4 separate regions of the Homo sapiens genome follow, and all the other regions are linked to region 2. Evidence: chromatin loops called from intact Hi-C (ENCODE). Cell type or tissue: gastrocnemius medialis. All regions are shown on one strand. Region 1 overlaps CCDC6 (coiled-coil domain containing 6). Region 2 overlaps PHYHIPL (phytanoyl-CoA 2-hydroxylase interacting protein like). Region 3 holds the start of FAM13C (family with sequence similarity 13 member C). Region 4 has its middle 100 kb from the start of FAM13C.

The links. Peaks named below come from ENCODE experiments on the same cell type or tissue, not always from the same donor. Only the 100,000 strongest peaks of a DNase experiment are listed, where the experiment ranks them.
Region 1: it touches region 2 in a loop (3-fold over the local background); 22 of 110 quality-filtered maps call a loop at or near these places.
Region 3: it touches region 2 in a loop (2.1-fold over the local background); 20 of 110 quality-filtered maps call a loop at or near these places.
Region 4: a loop joins it to region 2, with 11 times the contacts of the local background. A loop is called at or near these places in 52 of 110 quality-filtered maps.

Annotation. Positions count from the first base shown.
Region 1 is chr10:59,806,436-59,811,435 of GRCh38, forward strand. CCDC6 (coiled-coil domain containing 6) reads right to left here. Exons shown (of 9, transcript NM_005436.5): 6 at 487-643. Among named protein-coding and RNA genes, the nearest start is that of MRLN, 55 kb to the left of the region's middle. In gastrocnemius medialis, a CTCF peak has its summit at 3,123 (motif pointing left); DNase peaks (open chromatin) are centred at 1,396, 1,653 and 3,096; H3K27ac peaks cover 3,518 bases.
Region 2 is chr10:59,238,410-59,243,409 of GRCh38, forward strand. PHYHIPL (phytanoyl-CoA 2-hydroxylase interacting protein like) reads left to right here. Exons shown (of 5, transcript NM_032439.4): 4 at 179-296. Among named protein-coding and RNA genes, the nearest start is that of PHYHIPL, 64 kb to the left of the region's middle. In gastrocnemius medialis, a CTCF peak has its summit at 2,370 (motif pointing right); no DNase peak of the experiment used is centred here; H3K27ac peaks cover 354 bases.
Region 3 is chr10:59,360,068-59,365,067 of GRCh38, forward strand. FAM13C (family with sequence similarity 13 member C) reads right to left here and starts at 2,482. Exons shown (of 14, transcript NM_198215.4): 1 at 2,332-2,482. The coding sequence starts at 2,393. It overlaps LOC124902428 (a long non-coding RNA gene), which reads left to right and starts at 1,832. Exons shown (of 2, transcript XR_007062148.1): 1 at 1,832-2,316; 2 at 3,001-3,447. In gastrocnemius medialis, a CTCF peak has its summit at 2,547; DNase peaks (open chromatin) are centred at 2,494 and 3,154; H3K4me3 peaks cover 3,333 bases; H3K27ac peaks cover 3,740 bases.
Region 4 is chr10:59,462,167-59,467,166 of GRCh38, forward strand. No RefSeq gene overlaps it. Among named protein-coding and RNA genes, the nearest start is that of FAM13C, 100 kb to the left of the region's middle. In gastrocnemius medialis, a CTCF peak has its summit at 3,093; no DNase peak of the experiment used is centred here.

The sequences.
Region 1 (5,000 bases), 570 kb after region 2:
AAGGCTCAAAAGTTATCAAGTGTGTTAAGGCAAGTCCTTGGGATTTCAACAACCCCCACCTGTGTCCCTACTGATTCTTTTCAACCTACGCATGCACTGTTTTCCTCGAGCTGCACTATAGCTTGCTTATCCTTATACAGTACAGGAATTAATATGTTCCCATGCTTTAAACAGATATGACACTGGATTAAACTAATTCAACAACAAATGCAAACTCTGCTGCTTCTCTAATATAACCCTGTCTCCATTTCTCTCCCCACCAAATGATTTTAGAGAGGTGATTTTTTTCATCTTTTTGTGTTTAAGGAAAATGTTCAATCTTTATCCCATTCTTGGCATCTACTATAACGCAGTGGCATTCATTAGCACAATAAATACATATTTAAGCCATCCCCTTATACACCTAACAGGATACCAAAGAAAACCTCTGTAGAACCTGGGTTTTATTTTTTAAACAAAAACAAGGCTCATAAGACATGCACACACCTTTCGTCGTCCATTTCTAAGCTGGACTCACTCTCGGAGAGCTGTCGACAGAGGGCTTCTCTTCTCTCCATCTCCCTCTGCAGCTTCCTCTGGAGCCTCAAGTTCTCTTCTCTCATGTGACGTTCCTCCTCCAGATACTGTGCCATTTTCTCTGAATCTGAAAAGTCAGAGTTTTCAATTAAACCATGTTTCATGCAATCATATCCAAATCTAAAAAAAAGGAGACTTCAGTTCAGCCCCTATGCCATAGACAGAGGGAATTGTTACAAGATGGTCTTTCTGGTCGGGTATGGTGGCTCACACTTGTAATCCTGGCACTTGGGGAGGCTGAGGAAGGCGGATCACCTGATGTCAGGAGTTCGAGACCAGCCTGGCTAACATGGTGAAACTCAGTCTCTACTAAAAATACAAACATTAGCTGGGCGTGGTGGCAGGCACCTGTAATCCCAGCTATTCGGGAGGCTGAGGCAGGAGAACTGCTTGAACTCAGGAGGTGGAGGTTGTAGTGAGCGAGACTGAGCTACTGCACTTCAGCCTGGGCAACACAGCAAGACTCTGTCTCAAAAAACAAAGAAACAAAAAAGATATCTGGTCTTTCTCATTCTCCCACACATAGATGAGATATGGATTTAAAGTTTATCTCAAGTATAAAAGTTTACCAATTATTTGCATTTAGAAAAAAATATAAAAGGCAGTGTTGGCAGGTTAGGCATCGTCACTCCCACTCATTTGCATTCTAAAGTGCTTTAAGTAGAAGAGGAAATGGTGGAATTGGAGTCTACAAGTAGCCACTACAAGAGCTCTTCTCTACATTGCCAGAGCTGGGAAAGGAGGGAGGCCCAGATTCTGCCCATGGGCTCTGCTCTAGACACCAGTTTGGCTGCCTCTCAACTCCAGACACAGCAAGCCATCTAGGGGAGCCTGTGACACTTGTTGGCATTCCCGCTGTGCACAGTGGTGGCGGCACACCAAGAACCACTGTACTAGAACATGTGATAACAGTTAACATTCTTTTCACGAGAATAGACATTGACATAGTAAACTAGAAAACTTCAGATTAATATTTCCAAGTCTAATTTGTGGTGTGTGTGTGGCTGTCTGTTACCCTGACTCACACACACGTAGCGGCAGAGGGCAGGTGAAGTCCTGTATATAGCTGGCACCTCTAGGGATGGCATCTTGCTTATGACAAATACCCCTTCCTCAGGAGCTCCCCCACAAATCCAGGTCTCTGCTACAGCACCCATCTCCCAGGACAGAGCTGACTAGCCCTGGCACTAGCTGTTGGACCCAGGCTGAGCCACTTAGACTACCTCTCCCAGGAATCTGAAATGGGGAACTGACATCTTTATGGGGATCCAGGGTCTGCTTCAGCTAAGTTCCCCGGAGCCATCAAAACTCTTGTCCTTCCAAGGTTATTCTTCACAGGATTCTGTGGCATACTCCACAACCTTCCAAAAAAAGAAAAACACGTCTTCCTTCCTCTTTTGACAACCTCCCCACCGCCCCCATTCCTTTCTGGTTTATCTCACACAGAATCTGCTACCAAGTAACCAGAATTATCTAATACAAAATGTGGTGTCTACCCATCTTCTTGCTTCATTTCTTTTCCTTGTCTTTGTCAATGAACTTGGGAAAAGTAAAATCTCCATATACTTCTCTTTTCTGAAAAGCAGCTACAAATTCAGTGGCCATGAGCACGTCTAAGAGAGTTTCCTGTAGGCTGCTGTTCCATATTGTCAGTTCGGTCCAAATTTAGGGAAGAAGGAGGGAGCTGAATGCCACAATGAGCATTTTTCTCCCACAGACTGACCCTATTTCAACTCTCAATGCCCATCAAATTAGTTTCAGTTTTAAGCAACTCTACAAAGGTCTGGCATTTTAGCCAATAAAGACTTCTGATAAGTATTCAATGATTTCCAAGACAGCATCATTACAGATATACAAAAGCTCTTGAATATCCTTATTTTAGAAATTCAAATAAAAATACCAAAATTATTAAACACTATTACGTGCACTAAACACTAAATCCCTTGGCTGTTTCAACATAGCCAGAAACCCCGCTGTCTAATCCAGACACAAAAATCTCTTTAATTGAAGGCATGCTGGGAAAATATTTACAAAGTACACTTTTAATATAAACGATTTAAATTATTTGATCCCAAATATGCAAGCATGCAGAATTTTTCACTTGGCTCTACAGGAAACAAAAGATTGACCCCTTGGAGTATTTGCTGTTTCTAGAACTAGAAGGGTGACTGTCAGAGCAAGCTGACTTTCTTTTCCATAATAGGACTCTTATAATGCCTTTTACAGGAAGGGTGCTGGAGACTACCATGAAATCCTTTGCAGAATTAACATTAGTGAGGCTCCAAGAACAATAACTTCAGAGAACATTGTCTTTCAAAGAAAAAATGGCAATCCTTTAGCATCGGGGAACTCAGCAGGGGGATCCTTAAACAATATATCTATAGATAAGAATGTCCCCTGCAGTGATCGGCTGGGAAGACTTCCTGGCAGTTCAGCAATTGACCTAGAAGACAGAGGCACAGAGAAGGCACCAGGTCCAACACCTCTGGGTGTCACTGACTCACACACAGAAGGCTGTCACCAGAGCATTCCTTGGCTGCCCCCTGCTGGCACACAGCCTCACCTGACCAGATTTGTTCCTATGAGTCCTCCTCCTTCCTCTTGCACACAGAACTCCCTAGTACTTAGGGGCCACAGCTTATATTTCCCCAGGTCTACAGCCATCTCCCAATATAGTAGGCCCTCACTTAACATCATCCACAGATCCTTGGAAACTGTGACTTTAAGTGAAACAACATATGTATGCCATAGGAACTTAACTCTTGTTTGTATCAGTTAGCCTACGGTAAAATTGGTTTGGTTATACAGAAAGTTGTTTCACTTAAAGTCTCAGTTTCCAAGAACCCAAGGATGATGTGAAGTAAGGACTTACTGTATTTTAGTCAAAGATGGTGTGAACTGCGGATGACTTCCACACAGATTCCAAAGAGGTGGCTCCCAAATGATCCAAAGATCTGCATGGCTTGCATTCCCTTCCAAGTTCACAGTTAGAAAATACCAGTGCCCAGACTATACCCCAAGCCAATTCAGTCAGAATTCCAAGGATGAGTCCTAGCCACTGGTCTATTAAAAGCTGGCCAGGCGATGCCAACGTTCAAACATTGCTGAGAACTGTTGAGAGAGAGGTTCAAGTTCAGATGCAGTCAAGCTTGGAGGGTGAGGAGCCACCTGCCATAGCTGCATCCAAAAGAGGCCCAGGTCATCTAACCTAAGGAGAATGCAAGGAATGGATGATGAAAAGTCACTAACACATCCTTTAGGCCCAATCCAATCACTGCAAGCAGCTAAGTGCCACTGCTGCTTCTTTAGTTCAGCTTTCTCTGTCCTCACAAAATCAGAAATAGCACTTACAAATGCCTCTGTTAGTATCTGCAGTCTCTTCAGACTAAACAGTGCAGTATGGAGATAGTAGTAAGCATACATTCTCCCCAAATTCCTTCTGAAATTTTTGCTAGGGGCACGATGGAGCAGTATAAAGGAGGAGGAAAAATGCAAACTGACAGCACGGGAAAAAGTTCAGGAAGGTGCTGAAAGATGTTTGTGTACTCACATGGTAAAAACTCAAAAATCTTAAAATAACTAATATTTGAGAACTATTTGATATATCTCATTTGATTTCCACCAAACACACATAGTAATTAACAACCTGAGGTCCACATCAGGATTACTTATATATATATTTTTTTAATATGCTCCTTTTTTACTCCATGGAGTAAGCCCAGAAACCTGTATGGTGCTAGAATAGTGATTCCCTAAAGATGTCCACATGCTAATCCCCAAAACCTATAAATGCTACTAACCTCACTTGACAGAAGGGCCTTTGCAGAAGTGATTAAGTTAAGGGGCTTGAGATGGGTAGATTATCCTAGATTATCACAGTGGGCCCAACATAATCACAAGGATCCTAATAAAGGGAGGCAGGGGAATCAGAGTGAAAAGAAGATGTAACAACAGAGGCAGAGGTGGGGTGGTACGACTGCAAGGAAGGGGCCACAAGCCAGGGAATCCAGGCAGCCTCTAGAGCTGGAAAAGGCGAGGAAACAGAGGCTCCCCAACAACCTCCAGAAGGATGGCTGCCCTGATGACACCCTGATTTTAGCCTAGTGAGTCCCATCTTAGAACTGTAAGATGGTTAAGTTTGTATTGTTTTGAGCCTCTAGGTTTGTGGTAATTTGTAATAGCAGAAATAGGAAAGTACTACACCATATTTCTCAAAGGCTCCAAGGATGATACTGATACACCATCCCAGATGCTCCACGGCACAAGAATTTGTAAGGAACTTCAGAGACGAAAACAAAGGTAGGAACCACTGAACTTTTTAAAATGCACATTCCATGTGGCCCAACAAATCCACTTCCTGGAATCTATCCTGAAGGTGTTCCTGCACAGGTATCAAACACGTGTATAGAGATGTTCATTGCGGT
Region 2 (5,000 bases):
TTTGTAGGAAGAAAAATGTGCCACACAGACAATGAATATTTTCTTTTTTAAATGGAATTTCCTATTTATTAAGTTGAATTCCCTAGAGGTGAATTTTAATAATCTTCAATTTATTAAGTATATGGTTGGTACTTTTGGTGCAATATTTTTAATAACAGACTTTTTGGGTTTTTTCCAGACTATTCAAAAGTTCATCTAACACAATTGTTGGAGAAGGCTGAAGTGATTGCAGGACGCATGCTTAAGTTTTCTGTTTTTTATCGTAATCAGCACAAAGAATATTTTGACTATGTTCGGTAAGATTCAAAAATATATAGTGATTTGTTTTACTAAATATAGTTTCAAATTCTAGGCTCAGGTTTCCCTTGACTCTAGTTTTGTCGAATAGCAATTCTAGATTTCTTTTCAAAATAACGATATGGAATTTTATTTTCCAGAAAAATTAAGTAGAAAAAGATCATGGGATTTTTTTCTATTTCACTTAGATTCCTTTCCATAATCATTTGTGATACCAGTTCCTGCCCATTTGACTAGAGGATCTTAAACCTGTGGTATTTAGATCGATGAGCATTTCAGGTACACACTCGTCCTGCTGTCTGCATCATACTGACTACTAATTTTTTCCTCTTTTCATGGGTCTTTTTAAGACATTGAAAATGAGAGTATAAAAGAGTGACTGTTTAATGAAATATTATGGTGAATCAGGTGGGATTTGCAGACTTCTACCTAAGTAGAAGTCTTTTAGCTGTTGTATTAGTGTGTTTTTCAGGCTGCTGATAAAATGTACCCGAGATTGGGCAATTTAAAAAAGAAAGAAGTTTGTTGGACTTACAGTTCCACATGGCTGGAGAGGCCTCACAATCATGGTGGAAGGCAAGGAGAAGCAAGTCACATCTTACATGGATAGCAACAGGCAAAAAGAGAGCTTGTGCACGGAAACTCCCCTTTTAAAACCATCAGATCTCATGAGACTCATTCACTATCATGAGAACAGCACAGGAAAGATTTCCCCCTCCCCATAATTCAATCAACTCCCACTGGGTTCCTCCCATGACATGTGGGAATTGTGGGAGTTACAATTCAAGATGAGATTTGGGTGGGGACACAGCCAAAACATATCAGCTGTTATCTTGAATTAATTATCATGAGGATAATCTCCTTTGTTTACTTTTAAATTCTAGTGATTTTACTAGAATTTCTAAGATAGCCTATGTTTATCCCTGGAAGCAGTTCCTGAGAAGTTAAAAGAACTCTATCCTGCAGGTAGTTTTTATATTTACAGCACTTTCATATTTGTAGAAGAAAATTTGAAGAGAATAAATAGCCAGATGTCTGTTTTGTGTTTTAAAAGCCTTAGTCTCACTAAGGCTTTTAAAATGGCAAATGCTATATAGGTTGTAAAACTTCTTACACAGCATTCCCTATAATTTATCATTTTAAAAGCTTCACTTCAGACTCTAAAGCATCTTAAGTTGACAGGACTATGTATGAAAAATATTTAGGAAACTTTGTTGTGTTCTTTGTATTTGTTTGTTTGAAGACCATGGTTCCAGATTTAAATCAGCTTCAAGCTGTGGAAAATGCAACAGGAATCAGAGAGAGAAGAACACACGTAGGCATCTGTGTTCTTCAAATTAAGTACTTAGCAATAGAATGTATTTTTATATATTTTGATGGTGAAAAAATATTCCTGCCATTTGTTTGAATATCTTATAAATACAGAGTTTAGTCCTTCATTTTCTCAATTGGTATATACCCTAGAGTCCATATATTTCCTGGTAGATACCATTCACCTAATTTAGAGAGTACAGACTGATAGATATAACATAAATTATTGTGCTTGTCAGTTGTGGATTGGCAATGACCATATAGACTTAGCAAGGAAGGTGTTTCTTTATACAGATGCTCCTTGACTTGCAATGGGGTTATGTCCTGTTAAACCCATTGTAAGTTGAAAATATCAAGTTGAAAATTCATTTAATACACCTAACTTACAAAACATCATAGCTTAGCCTAGCCTCCTTAAACATTTTCAGATAACTTACGTTAGCCTACAGTTGGGCAAAATTATCTAACAGAAAGTCTATTTTATAAAAAAAAAAAGTGTTGAAAAGATCAACATTCAAAGTACAGTTTCTACTGAATGTGCATCATTTTCACACCATCATAAAGTCAAACAATTGTAAGCCAAACCATCATAAGTCAGGGACTGTCTGTATTTGTTACGCATAAAATTTGAAAACAAAAAAAACCCCTCCATATTTCTGTTGTCTTTGGTAAGAAATACATCAAAAGAATAAATAATTACATCTTTGATTTTAGGTTTATATTCCTGGAACATTGCCAATATCTATTTTAGGTGGCCACTGGAGGGCAGTATCTCTCTGTGATTTTTCTCTGTCCCTTAGATGGGAACTGGCCTTTGTTTTTAGGTCCTTTAGTAATCTAAAGTTTGCTTCATCTGTTTTCAAAAATGCTTCCAAGAATAAATAAATAAAGACAGAGTGCCTAGAAAATGGATAATTATTGTGTATATTGCATGATTTTACTCCCAGCTACCAGTATGAAAGCTGTGTTTACTAACAAGAAAATTTACCTTTGTTAAGTTTTCCATAATGATAGTTATAAAATCCATGTAAAATATGTCTTGGTGCAGTACGTATAAATAAATATACTTTCCACAGAGTGGTATAATTTTTCAACATTGCTTTTTTAAGAAGCCTTATTAAAAAGTAGTAGACATAAATTCCATGGATGTTGATTTTCTTTTTGTCATTAACTCTAATTAAGACACATTTCCTTGATTAAAATCCATTTTAAATATCATCTTGTTATTCAGAATGCTTGAATAGAAAGGAAACTTTTAATTACTGGATACACTTTCCAAAGTTTATAATCCATTTTGAATTATGAAAAACTGGATAAATACTTACTCAGTCCATAAGAAATCAACTCATTTTGACCTCTTCCTCTAGAAATGAATTCCTAAATGAACATTACTTTCCCATACTCCAAATGAAAACACCACTTTCTTTCTTACCTCTTGTTCATATTCACTAGGTAGTCTAATTGTCCTTAAAACTCCTTTTATATCTGAAGGGTTTCAGGAATTCACTGAGATTGGTAGACATGTGTAGGAATTCCTCTACCTCTGGTGTCAAATTGTATATCCTCAAAGTGTAGGTTCTAGTACATATTTTCTGTTTATATATATGTTGCTGTTATTATTTCATGTAATTGCACTTATAGATCCATGTAGGACACATATCATAGATATTTGGATTTTGTTAATGAGAATGTAACAAGGGCGAGAAATTTTGAACAGGGACAAGATGGGTAGATTCTCTTTTCCTTATTTCGCCCACATCTATCTATTGTTTACTCTTCACTCAAGAAACAGTCATTATTGAGCACTTCAATATGTTAATGGGATACAAAGATATCTCTTTTGTCTGTGCCAATGAGCACAGACAAAAAAGAAATAAAGAACACCAGAAAGTATGTTCCCTTTACCCACAGGATTGGGAAAGAGACTGAGATGACTTTGAATACAGAAACCTTTTAGACAATAACCACCATACCCCAGGCAAACAGTATAGGAAAAAAACAAACAAACCGTAGTCCCTCATGTACCAGCCAAGGCTAAGTGAGGAACCTAGACCTCTATCCTCTCACATCTGTAAGGGGACACCCTTCTCCTTCCATCCTCTGCTAGGGTGGTATCAGAGAAGCCTGAATAGGGAGCCTGGATTTTCCACCACTGCCCAAAGAAAATGAGGCTTGCCCTCATAGTGTGTGAAGCCACATGTCAAGTACTAATGAGACACCCCTTCTCTCTCTGATCTAGAGTATGTTAGCACAGGCTTAGTGGGAGCCTAAACTCCTACCTCCTCCAAGTAGTAACTGACCCTCCTACCCTGTGTCACCGGAGACTGAGTAGGAAACCTGGACTTTTAGCCCCATCTGACATCAATGAAGTGACTACCCCATACTCTTCACCCACTGGTAGATAGTCAGGAGGAGGCCTGCTAAAAATGCTAGATTTAAATATGATCCAGAATATAATAACATAAAACTTAAAATGTCCAGGATACAAATGGAACTCAGGTATCACACCAAGAACCAGGAAAATCTTAACCTGAATGAGAAAAGATAATCAAAGATACAAAAACCAAAATAATGCAGATCTTGGAATTATCTGACAAAGATATTTAAGCAGCCACCATAAAAATGGTTCAAGAAGCACATACTAACACACTTGAAACACATAAAAACGGAAGCAGCAAAGAAATAGAAGATACAAAGAATTAAATGAAAATTTTGGAACATAAAAACACAGTAAGTAAAGTCAAAAGCTGGATAGACTCCATGGATTCCACAGCAGATTCAAGAGGACAAAGAGAAAAAAATCAGTAAACTTGAAGATAGAATAGAAATTACGCAAATTGAACAACAGAGATAAAACTCACCGAAAAATATATATCAGTCTTATGGACATGTGAGACTATAGCAGATCTAATATTCATGTTGTTAAAGTCAAGAAGGAAAAGACAAAGAGGGTGGGGCTGAAAAAGTATTCATAGAATTAATAGCCGAAATGTTCCCAAATTTGCCAAACAACATAAACATACAGATTCAAGCTGAGAAAACCCTAAATGGGATAAACCCAAAGAAATCCATGCCAAGATATATTACAAACTGAAAACTGCAGGCCAAAGGAAAAAAAAAAAACATTGAAAGTGGTGAGATACAAGACACCTTATGTATAAGGAAAAATAAAACAATTTGAATGACATCATCATCAGAAATTACCTAGCAAAAGAAAGTGACACAATATTTTCAAATGCTGAACGAGCACTGTCAACTGAGAATCCTATATCCGGTGAAAATATCCTTCAATAATAAAAGGGAATTAAGATATGCTCAGATGAAGGAAAACTAAGGGGATTTGTCAACAGCATATCTATCCTAAAGGAAGTTTCTGAAACAGGAAGGAAGGA
Region 3 (5,000 bases), 120 kb after region 2:
GGGAAAAACCAAGAAGAAAATAAAATCTGTCCTTGAGTCCCTCCCAATTTCCCTTTCCCCTTGACTCTTCTAGGACTCCCAGCTGGCCAAGCATAACCATAACCATAACAGGTTAGAAAATAGGTTAGGTAAAATAATTCATATTAAAGTATTCATGACAATTTGAATCCACTTCCCAAGGGCACAAACTTTTTAATTTCCAATTTAATAAGGGTCACTACCAGAGGCCTTCATCCAAAGAAATCATCTCTAGGTGAAATTTCAGGCATCGAAGAAAATAAGTGGGTGTGAGTAGAAGGATGTAGGAATGGGGTGGGGACAGGAGGCAGAGGAGCTCTTCTTGTATCCAGAACATAGAGGGGAGAAAAGTCCCTCCTCCGTGTAGGCCAAGACCACACCCAAACATTTCCTGAGAACCTGCTATGTCTGTGTCTCAGGATATAGCACCTTGGTCCTGAGGGCTATGGGGTCATGCCCAGAGAAGCACGGGATATGGGTCATATTACTGAGGTGAGGGGAAAATGTTATTGTGGCAATGACTAGTTTTAAACAGTCCTAGTCAATGATGTGTTATACCTATGAAGCTTTTGGTATGTTCTCAATAGGCTCCTTAGATTTTTATATTAGCCAAATGGCATACCAATTATCTCTCAGTGCCTTTTAAAATAAATCACTGTCACTCCTCTGAAAGTAAAAACATGATCTTATGCAATCAGAACTCCTTGGGGAGTGTCCAAAGACAAGGCACCAGGCTCTCCCCAGCATTTAACCACGAAACCTCTACAGAAAAAAAAAAAAAAAAAAAAAAAAAAGTCCACGTGAAATCTGGAGCTAAGTGTCTCCATTTTGAACCTGCCGTGCCTGTGACTGACCGAGGATTTGGCCACACCAGGCTCCTGAGAATCGGGGCCAGAAAGCACTTAGTACTTTAAGCACAGCAAAGGGAGGAGAGCAGTACCTGTGCACCTGGAGCAGGAAGTCCAGGCCTCATCTTCGGCCTGCAGATGCACACTTTGGCACACCTCTCTCCCCTTCTCTCAGGCCTTTAGAAAAGCAACATTGCAGCACAGGTTACCAAGCAATCTTATAAACAGAATGTGGGTCCAAATGAGTATTTTACATTGCTTCTTCTAAAGTCAATCCTGTTTTTTTTTTTAAGTGACTCCACTTAAGTCTGCTCAAAACTGGACACTAAAGGAGCAGCACAGCAAAAGAGAGAAACAAAAGAATGTGGAAAACAAGAGGGCCTAGGAAGCACTGTAAACCTTATCCCTCCCTCACCAAGTCATTGTGATAGTGGCAGGACTTGGAAGCCAAAAGCAAAACATTTATTTGCTTTTTAGGGAATTTTAGCAAACAGCTCCCCAGTTAGTTAAGCCTTCTACATCAAACTCATAACATTTTTTAAATGTAGTTGAGGATACAACTTTACACATGCCTTTTTCCTGAAAAGATGTTTAGAGTGGCTTCTACAAAGGTCCCAGAAGTAAACATCATGAATTAGCCTAGAGAAAGAATGCTAGATGAAGTACATATTCATATATATATATGTATATATAAATTACATACAGTATTAGCAAAATACACTACCTGTTAATTTTTAACAAATATAGTATAATATTAGGAAAACATTAAGGAAGGGATGTCAAAAATTAAAACTATAGCATATAAATATCTTTAAAAAAATACTGTGCTTGCTGGTACGCTCCTTCATTCACACTCCTTCATTCCATGTTTGAAGGGTGTTAGTTGCCCTAATCAACAGCTTTAACCATAGGACTAGGTGACTCATTCGTCCCATAGTCACATCTCTGTAGTCAGAAGACAAACATGACAAAGGGCATGCACAAAAAGTTTACTCTGATATGCCTTAAAAATCTGTAGACAAGAGAGGGCCAAGATAAGTTTAGCCTGTTTACCACATGCTGGAATTCAGCTCATTTCACATCTATCTTCTATTGCTGTAAATGTATATAGTGTGCACTCCATGAAAACTGACACCAATGTTGGCAAAATACAACAAAGCTTCCTAACACATCAAATGGATTTTTAAAAATCTGAGCTCCAAGAACACATATCTTGGAGCACTGAGCTCCTGCAAGCAATCAGCTGGTTTTAATTTCTCTCCCGCAGCTGCTAAAATGCTGGTTTCAACCTGTAAAGATTTCTGGGCCCCACCAGTCAGCACGTCTCACGGTCTTCACAGCCCCAGATTCCGGGAGACAATGCATCTAAAACGAACAGCGGCTGGGAACGGTGGAGGATACCTTCACGATAGTTGCTTCCAGAGAAAGGCATGCAAGTCTAATTTTAATGGTAAGAATCACTTACTCTGTTACAGTGGTGCTGCTGAAGGAATTATCCTGAAGGCTGAAACAGAAACAAGAAAACATCAGCCAAGTCTGGCCGGGGAGCCGTCTCCCTGATTGCTCTCCGGGAGTTAGAGCACATACACAAACATGGCATTGCAAGGCAAGTCTCCGGGCTCGCCCGGCACGCTCGCTCTACCTTGGGCTGCTGTCTGCACATGCTCGTAACGACACCCCCAGCAGGGGCCCAGCGGCACGGGCGAACCACAAAGCCCGGCAGCCCGCGAGGCTGCGGGGACAGAGCTGGGCGGGGCGCGGCGGCGGGGCTGGGACCCCGGGATCCAGCGAGGAGCACCTGGAGAGTTACCACACGACCCCGACCTCGCCAGCCCAGGCGCCGCGTTTAATCTTGGGCTCTTTGTGCCAGCCACCCCCCGAGGCTGGCAATGAGAATGCCCCAGTGTTTCTGCCGAAGTGCTGAAATACCCGGGAGACTTGCTTTCTTCCACATGTCTCCTACCAATTTTACAGAGCTCACCCCAACCCCCCACACTCCCACCCCACCCCCAGGGATGGAGGCTCGCAGAGATTCATCCATCGTTCAGAAAAAGTCAGGAGAGAACAAGAAGGGGGAGGGGGATATTGCTGCTGTTTGGTGTTTTATTTTGTGTGTGTGTTTTTTGTTGCCTAGGAAAAAGAATAGGCTCTAAAGCAGGGCTGGCTGCATCACACCTGATCTGTCTAGAGCGCTCTTATTTCAGTCCCAGAGAGGAAGCGCCCAGCCCCGGACTACAGAGCTGTGAATGAACCCACGCAGGGCGAGTGGAGAATTTATTCCAGGGGTTAGCTGGTGATTAGGACACCGTGCAAGGGGTGGGGCTTGCTATGCCTAGAGCAGCCCGCTTGAGCTCAGCTCCCTAGCTAGCACCTTTACAAAGGATGGAGAGACGGAATCCGCAAACGCTATCCCTTTGAATAAAGGCAGCCTTGTTAGGGAAAGGAAAGACTGTCAGTCCCCCCACTGGCTTCTTTCCCTTGGGGATATTTGTTCTGCCCTCTTTGTATTGTTCATTTCTCCTGCCATGTTGACCTGGATATGGGATGTAGCATCTATTAAAGATTCTTATTTGAATTTGAATTATTTTATTTGAATTTTGAAATAAGATTCCCATCCCCCTTTTTAATCTTTCTACTCCCAGAAGCAGCTAGGATAGTGGTTTTTAGTCCAAACCTATGTAAGTTAATGAGTTAACATAACAACAAAAAACTCATAATTTTTCTAATTGGGCAATTAAAAACTTTACCAAAACTTGGAAATAATGGGGAAGAGCATGACCTTTCAATGTCAAACTGAGACATCGGTTAACAAGTCCACCCAGGGGCCAGTTAATTCTCCAGTTGTGTTTGGCTTTGCTCTTCACTATTGATTAGATTCCAGCCACAGTGAAGTTCTGTGGTCACTTGCACATTTTATTCAGCCTGTTCAGAGAAAAAGATAATCGCAGCGTTTATGATTTTATTGCAATATAGGAAGATAACCAATTTTGCATCTAACCAAATAATCATTTTGCATCTAACCAAACTTTCTTTCTAAATACCTGTAAATCCACAGATCCTCAAAATGCTTTTGGAACCAGCTTCATCATCTTACAGTTTTCCCCATTAATAAGTGAATAGATCTCTGCTGCCTGCCTATGTTTGTATGAGAGTTGTATTTTAACTTTTTAAATTTATACCTTGAAAAATAAAAATTGAGTTTTCAAAGAAAAACAGGTTTCATTAAGGTTCTTTGCAATTTTGCTTTCCTCTCTCCAAATATTTTTAAAATCAGCTAAATAAAAACCTAATATGGTCTTAGACTGAATTCTATGGACTAAAATAAGTTCAGGAATATTAATCCTTTGTATGTATAACTATACAGTACATATTTGTTCCGAAGCCACCTACTATTTCATTTGAGCTAGGTTCAGGAGTAAGAGACATCGCTGCTTCACTGTATTCATTATTTAGCCATTTCAAAGTGAGATCTGTTCTTTGTTTATTCAGACTGATGAAGGTAAGTCTATATTCAGCCTTCTGACTGACTTATGGTTTCATAGATTACATGGTTGTTAATTTCCCATATGGTTGTTAATTTCCAGAAACCCCTTGTACTCATTGACTATGGTGTTTATTCCAAGTGTTCCAGTGTGGAGAAAGATCACACTTTTCTCCTATAAATACTCCCAGTGATCCACTTGTAATGGAAATGTTCAATGCTTTTAATTTGAAATAGGACTTGGACATTTAATTAAGAACAACCTTAATTAAATGGTTGATTTTCTTATATACTGCCAAATACTGTTTTTTTTTCATTCTATGAAATGAATTGGGCCCTTTGAAAATAAAATGAAATAACAAATGTACCCAATAAATGCAAGTATTCAATAATGTCCAAGGAAAAGAAATAAAAATTCTCAGCAACTCGTGAATAGGAAGGACCAAAATTAGGTTTTAGGCAGTACCCACATACAATGAAAACAACTGGTTGATACAGTTGATTATGGATAAAAACCAAAACATCCCTGAAAAAACATTATTTGGCAGTATATAACAAAATCAACCATTTTAATTTTTACTTCTCAATTAATTCTTATGACATTTGTTTTCATCTTAAATCAGGTTTAGAAATTGTCTTTGTAAGTGGCTTTT
Region 4 (5,000 bases), 220 kb after region 2:
CAAAAATCAGGACAGATATATTTCTCTCTGATTAACAGAGCAACCACTGTATTTATAACTCTGTAACACTAAGGAATTATTGAGCACCTTTTTGTATAAGGTGCTTGAAAGGATATTTAGTTTTATAAGACACAGCCTCCACTCTCAAAGTACTATAGAATCTATAACTTCCAGATGCCAAACATGAAACTGGTGCTGAATCCAACCCGAAAGAATTTACTCCCAAAGGATTAACACTTGGCCTCTTAAGTACAGCTTTAGTGCATTCTTCCATTCCCCTCTGCCTCAGTTGAATACACTACACCCAGAAGATGTGCATGGCAGAGTCTGAAGGAATTATCAGCTGTCAAGTACATGAAGAGGGTCAGTTGGACCTTAGTTATAGGCAGAATGGGTGATGGGTTGCTTGCTGTGAAATGAAATGAGGTGTGCCAGGCCATCCTCTGGCCAAAAACTAATCTATCTCCACCAAGACCTCAAGTAACCTGAAATTCTTGTATTAGAGATATATTGCTTTGAATCTTGAAGACTTTTTACCCTTCAAATATTCCCCATGAATAGGAAAACATCCTTTGAGTGACAACAACTAAGCAACTGTTAGCTCCCATCTTGAAAAGATATAAATTTATGTGCTATTTTTTCAGAACCATAAATCAGGGTACATGGTAAGTTTGAGAATACTTTTGTAAATAGTAATATATTTTTCAAAGTGATGAATTTGCCTAGAAATTCAGGATGTATAGTCACTATATCTACCATTACCCTTTTCTATTGGCTTAGAAAAGTTTGGAGACCTCACTGAGAAACTGCCCAATCCCTTCTTTCCTTCCTTCTTTCCTTCTTTCCTTCCTTCCTTCCTTCCTTCCTTCCTTCCTTCCTTCCTTCCTTCCTTCCTTCCTTTCTTTCCTTCACTCCTTTAAGGTTCAATCTTTCCAGCTGTCCAGACATTCAAATAAAGCAGAAGGTCATCTGGCTTGAGTTGCTTTATATCCACTTGACACATAAAGACATAAAGCCCTTCAGGCCTGTGATGCAGATATTCAGGGAGGAAAGGAAGAAGAAATAATTAGCAGGAAAGGATGTTTACAAGGGTGCTGAGATCAGAGTTGACCTGATATGAATACATACATTCATATACACACACATACAGGACTGTGTCCAGGAGTGGCTCGTGCCATGAAAAGGTCTATACTGCTTATGACCTTATAGATTACCGGTTAACACTTGTTGTTTACTAAATCATAAAAAATGCCAAAAATGACTAGTAGTTATTAAGATATATTTGAAAGGGGGACATGGAGGAGCAGAGGAAAAGGAGAGCAGTCATGCTGTCTGTGCTTTTCACTTATAGATACTTTAGGAATATTTATTGAATGAAATAATTAAATGAGTAAAAATGATGGCAAGCATGATAATGGTAATATTACAGTAATAACCACATTAAAATGCAAGAGGTGAAAGACTGATAAGTAGCTTTCCATATGTCATCAAATTAAGCACACTCTTGTCTCCACATTGATATTTTGAAAAAGTACAAAACACACCAGCACTTCCCAAGGGGGAAAAATGTCTAACAAACAAACCAAAATACCAAGTCTTGAACCCTTGCCTCTGTCTTTGTTATTTTTGTCTGCTCACTTTTCCAAAACAAGTAACTACTGACATTCTCAGCCTTTATAAATTGGCCTGGAACTATTATTTCCACTGGTTGACCTTAACATGAATCAGAAGCAACCAAAACCTTTTGCTTTTGTTAATTACAGGTTTTGAACTGGTCAAAAACTTCATTTGAGGCAAGGCCAGGTGGTGGAAAGTCCGCGACCCAGACTTAAGTGAATCATCTGTCAAAAAAGGGAGAACATGCTTCTCCATCACAGTGACATTTAAGATAGGCTCATCTTCTAGTTAGGAAGTGCTTTGCACATGTGTTATGCAGAAATGAAGCAACTCCAACCAGATGACCTTCTGCTCTATTTGATTTCCTGGACAGCTGGAAAGGCTGAACCTTAAATGCGTGAATGAATGGATTGGGCCGTCTCTTAGTGAGGTCTCCAAACTTTTCCAAGCCAATGGAAGAGTAATGGTGGATACAGTGAATATACATCTTGAATTTCTAGGAAAATCTAACATTTTGACAAATCTATCATTATCCACAAAAGTATTCTCACACATAACATGAACTCTGACTTAGGGTTCAGAAAAAAATGGCCCATAAATTTATGGATCAAGTCTCTTACTGGACAGTAGCTTGTGATTATAGAAATGATGCAATAGAATTGTTAGCTTAGTTTAAATTTGTTATGTTGTTATAAACTAAGAAAAATTAATCTCGATTTAACCCACTCTGCTTCATGGACCAAATGTTACATCCCAAATGTCTTTGAATATAACTGACAATGGTCCAGGCCAAAGAACAATAGATAAAAGGAATACACTAACAAAAATAGTAAATGATAATGGAATTCTCTTCTTAATCAGATTTTCTGATTACCTAAGGATTAGGCAAATCAACTTTTGCAAAAATAAACTTTCTAAAATGTATGAGTCATCCTTAAGAGTACAAATCTGGTGAATGAAATTAAATCTGTTTTTATGGGCTCAGGGTCATTATTCTCTACTTTAATTTTTCAGGGGTCATTTCTGAAAGTAGATGGGCAGACAGTGCAAGCCATTGGGCTAATGCTGGCTTGGCTTTAAAACAGATTCCAAAAGGTATTTAGGTGAGTGAGTTAAAAAATTAGATATATGCCATAAATTATTTTGTTTTTAAAACTTTTCTCCCAGTTCTGTTTAAGATTGAAGGGTGCTATTTAATAAATCTGCCTATTTTCTCATTGCCCATCTTTTTCCTACCTGCTATTATTGGTAGATGAAGGTTTTGCTGCCATTTTTTTAGTCAGCTTCTCTGAATTCTAGATATTTCTTCTTATTCTCATTTGAATGCCTGACTGTATCTTTGTCTGGTGTTTGTGGGAGGTGTCTGTGAACCTTGAATAAGAAACACCATCTGTGGTTCACTTCCTTGGCATAAGAGTCCATTTGGAGAGCTTTTTTGCCATTTGAAATGAAACTGCTGTGCTGCCCTCTGGCTGCTTCTGATAAAATCTAACAGAACAAAAACCACCACCTTGTTCCCTATAGGTCTTTCTCAGTTTGGGATTTCATGATTGTATCACAGCCTAGTTAGATACTCACTAATCACATCAAGTTGTGATTTTATTTCTTTCTGAGGACTGCAGACACTTTGAAATAAATTGCCTTGACCCTACCACCTGTTAATGTCCTCTGTAAGACTGCATGTGCACACTTGTGGTAATTTTCCAGCCACTAAGCTTGAGTGTATCTCCTGACAGTTCAAATATGCTGCTATTTCCCATTTTCACATCCCTTTGTTTGATACCTGCAGATCAGGAAAGTACCAGGTGAAATGCTATTTTATTTCCTGTACATTTTGCAAAAGGTAGAAGATTTTTAATGGTCTATCTCTGCAAGTGTCCAGAGGGGGATAAATAACTCATGTTGCTACACTGAAAATTTAATTATGATAAACACATTATATCTCACCAATTAGCTTCACCTCAGATCAGAAGGAAACACATCTTTAGCTAGCCCATCAGACAGCAGAAGCAGTCTCTACTTTTACACTTCAAAATGCTGAAATTCCTTCCATCCTTTCCAAGATGATAACAATCTATCAAATTCACAAAATTTTAACAATAACTGTAGCTTAAATTTCTAGAGGACCATTTGTCATTGCCTCTTGTTTGAAGAAGTTTTCAAACACAAAAAAAATGAATGTTAAGAGACTTTCATGTTCAGTTCTGACAAGTAAGAGCTTAGAAATTGTCGCTCCGAACTTTAGAACAAGAAAAAAAAACGCTGAACAAACTGAAAATCAATAACTTTTCTTGGACCATCAGAAAATTGAAGTCGCAGGATAAACAGCCACTCTGAAATCTGGAGAGATGAGAATATGAAGAAACACAGCCAAGATTAGCTAGCCCAGAGCAGAAGTTACTGGAGTCATACATTAGTAGAACTACCTAAATAGTTATTTGGATAAATTGCTCTAGGCTGAATGTAGGCTAGCATGAGAATGAGAAAACCTGGGGACTCAAGTCTTAGGGAGGCCTACCCAACTTTCATAGATAGATTTTACCTCCAGGAACCTCACCAGGTTCCCACAATAAAGAGCCAAGAAAAAATCACCTCATATCTTTAGCAAGGGAAGGGGGAAAATGATCATTTTGAAATGTTTTCAGTGTGTTCTTCACAACAATTTGCTCTGCTCAAGTGAAAAAGACTTCAGCAGAACCTTATCTCATATAGGCAGAGGAGCAATACCCAATTCCAGATCTCTTTAGCCTTCTATCTCACTCGAGGAGCAAGAAGAGGGGAAAAAAAGAAGTTGTAGTGAAACTTACAGCCCACAAGACACAGGCCCACAAAAACTCAGCTAATCTTAAGATTACTGAATACGACCCCTTACTCACTCCTTAGCATCACTTCAATAGGGCCTCAGTATAAACATGGATTACCACTTAGACTGTTTTAAGAAGGAATTCTTGGAAAGCCCAAAGACAGCAATGGGGACAAAAAGAAGAACACTAAAGGATTTTGAAATTCATAGCACCTACAGCTACAACAGACATTATAAGCAACATAACTCATAGCTACAGCAGCATAAAACCTCACACTAAAAGTCTATTTCTCTCACTTGTTACTACAAGTTATATCGTGTTTGGCTTTCAACAAAAATTACCAGGAATGTAAAAATGAATTCTGAAGTGACAAAGCAAGTATCAGAACCAGATTCAGATATGATACAGATTTTGGAATTATAAGACCTGGAATCTAAAGTAACTTTGATTATTATATTAAGGGCTCTAATGGAAAAGGTGGGCAACCTGCAAGAACAGATGTGTAATGTAAAGAGAGAAATGGAAACTCTAAGAAAGAATCAAAAGGAAATGCTAGAAATAAAAAACACTGTAAGATAA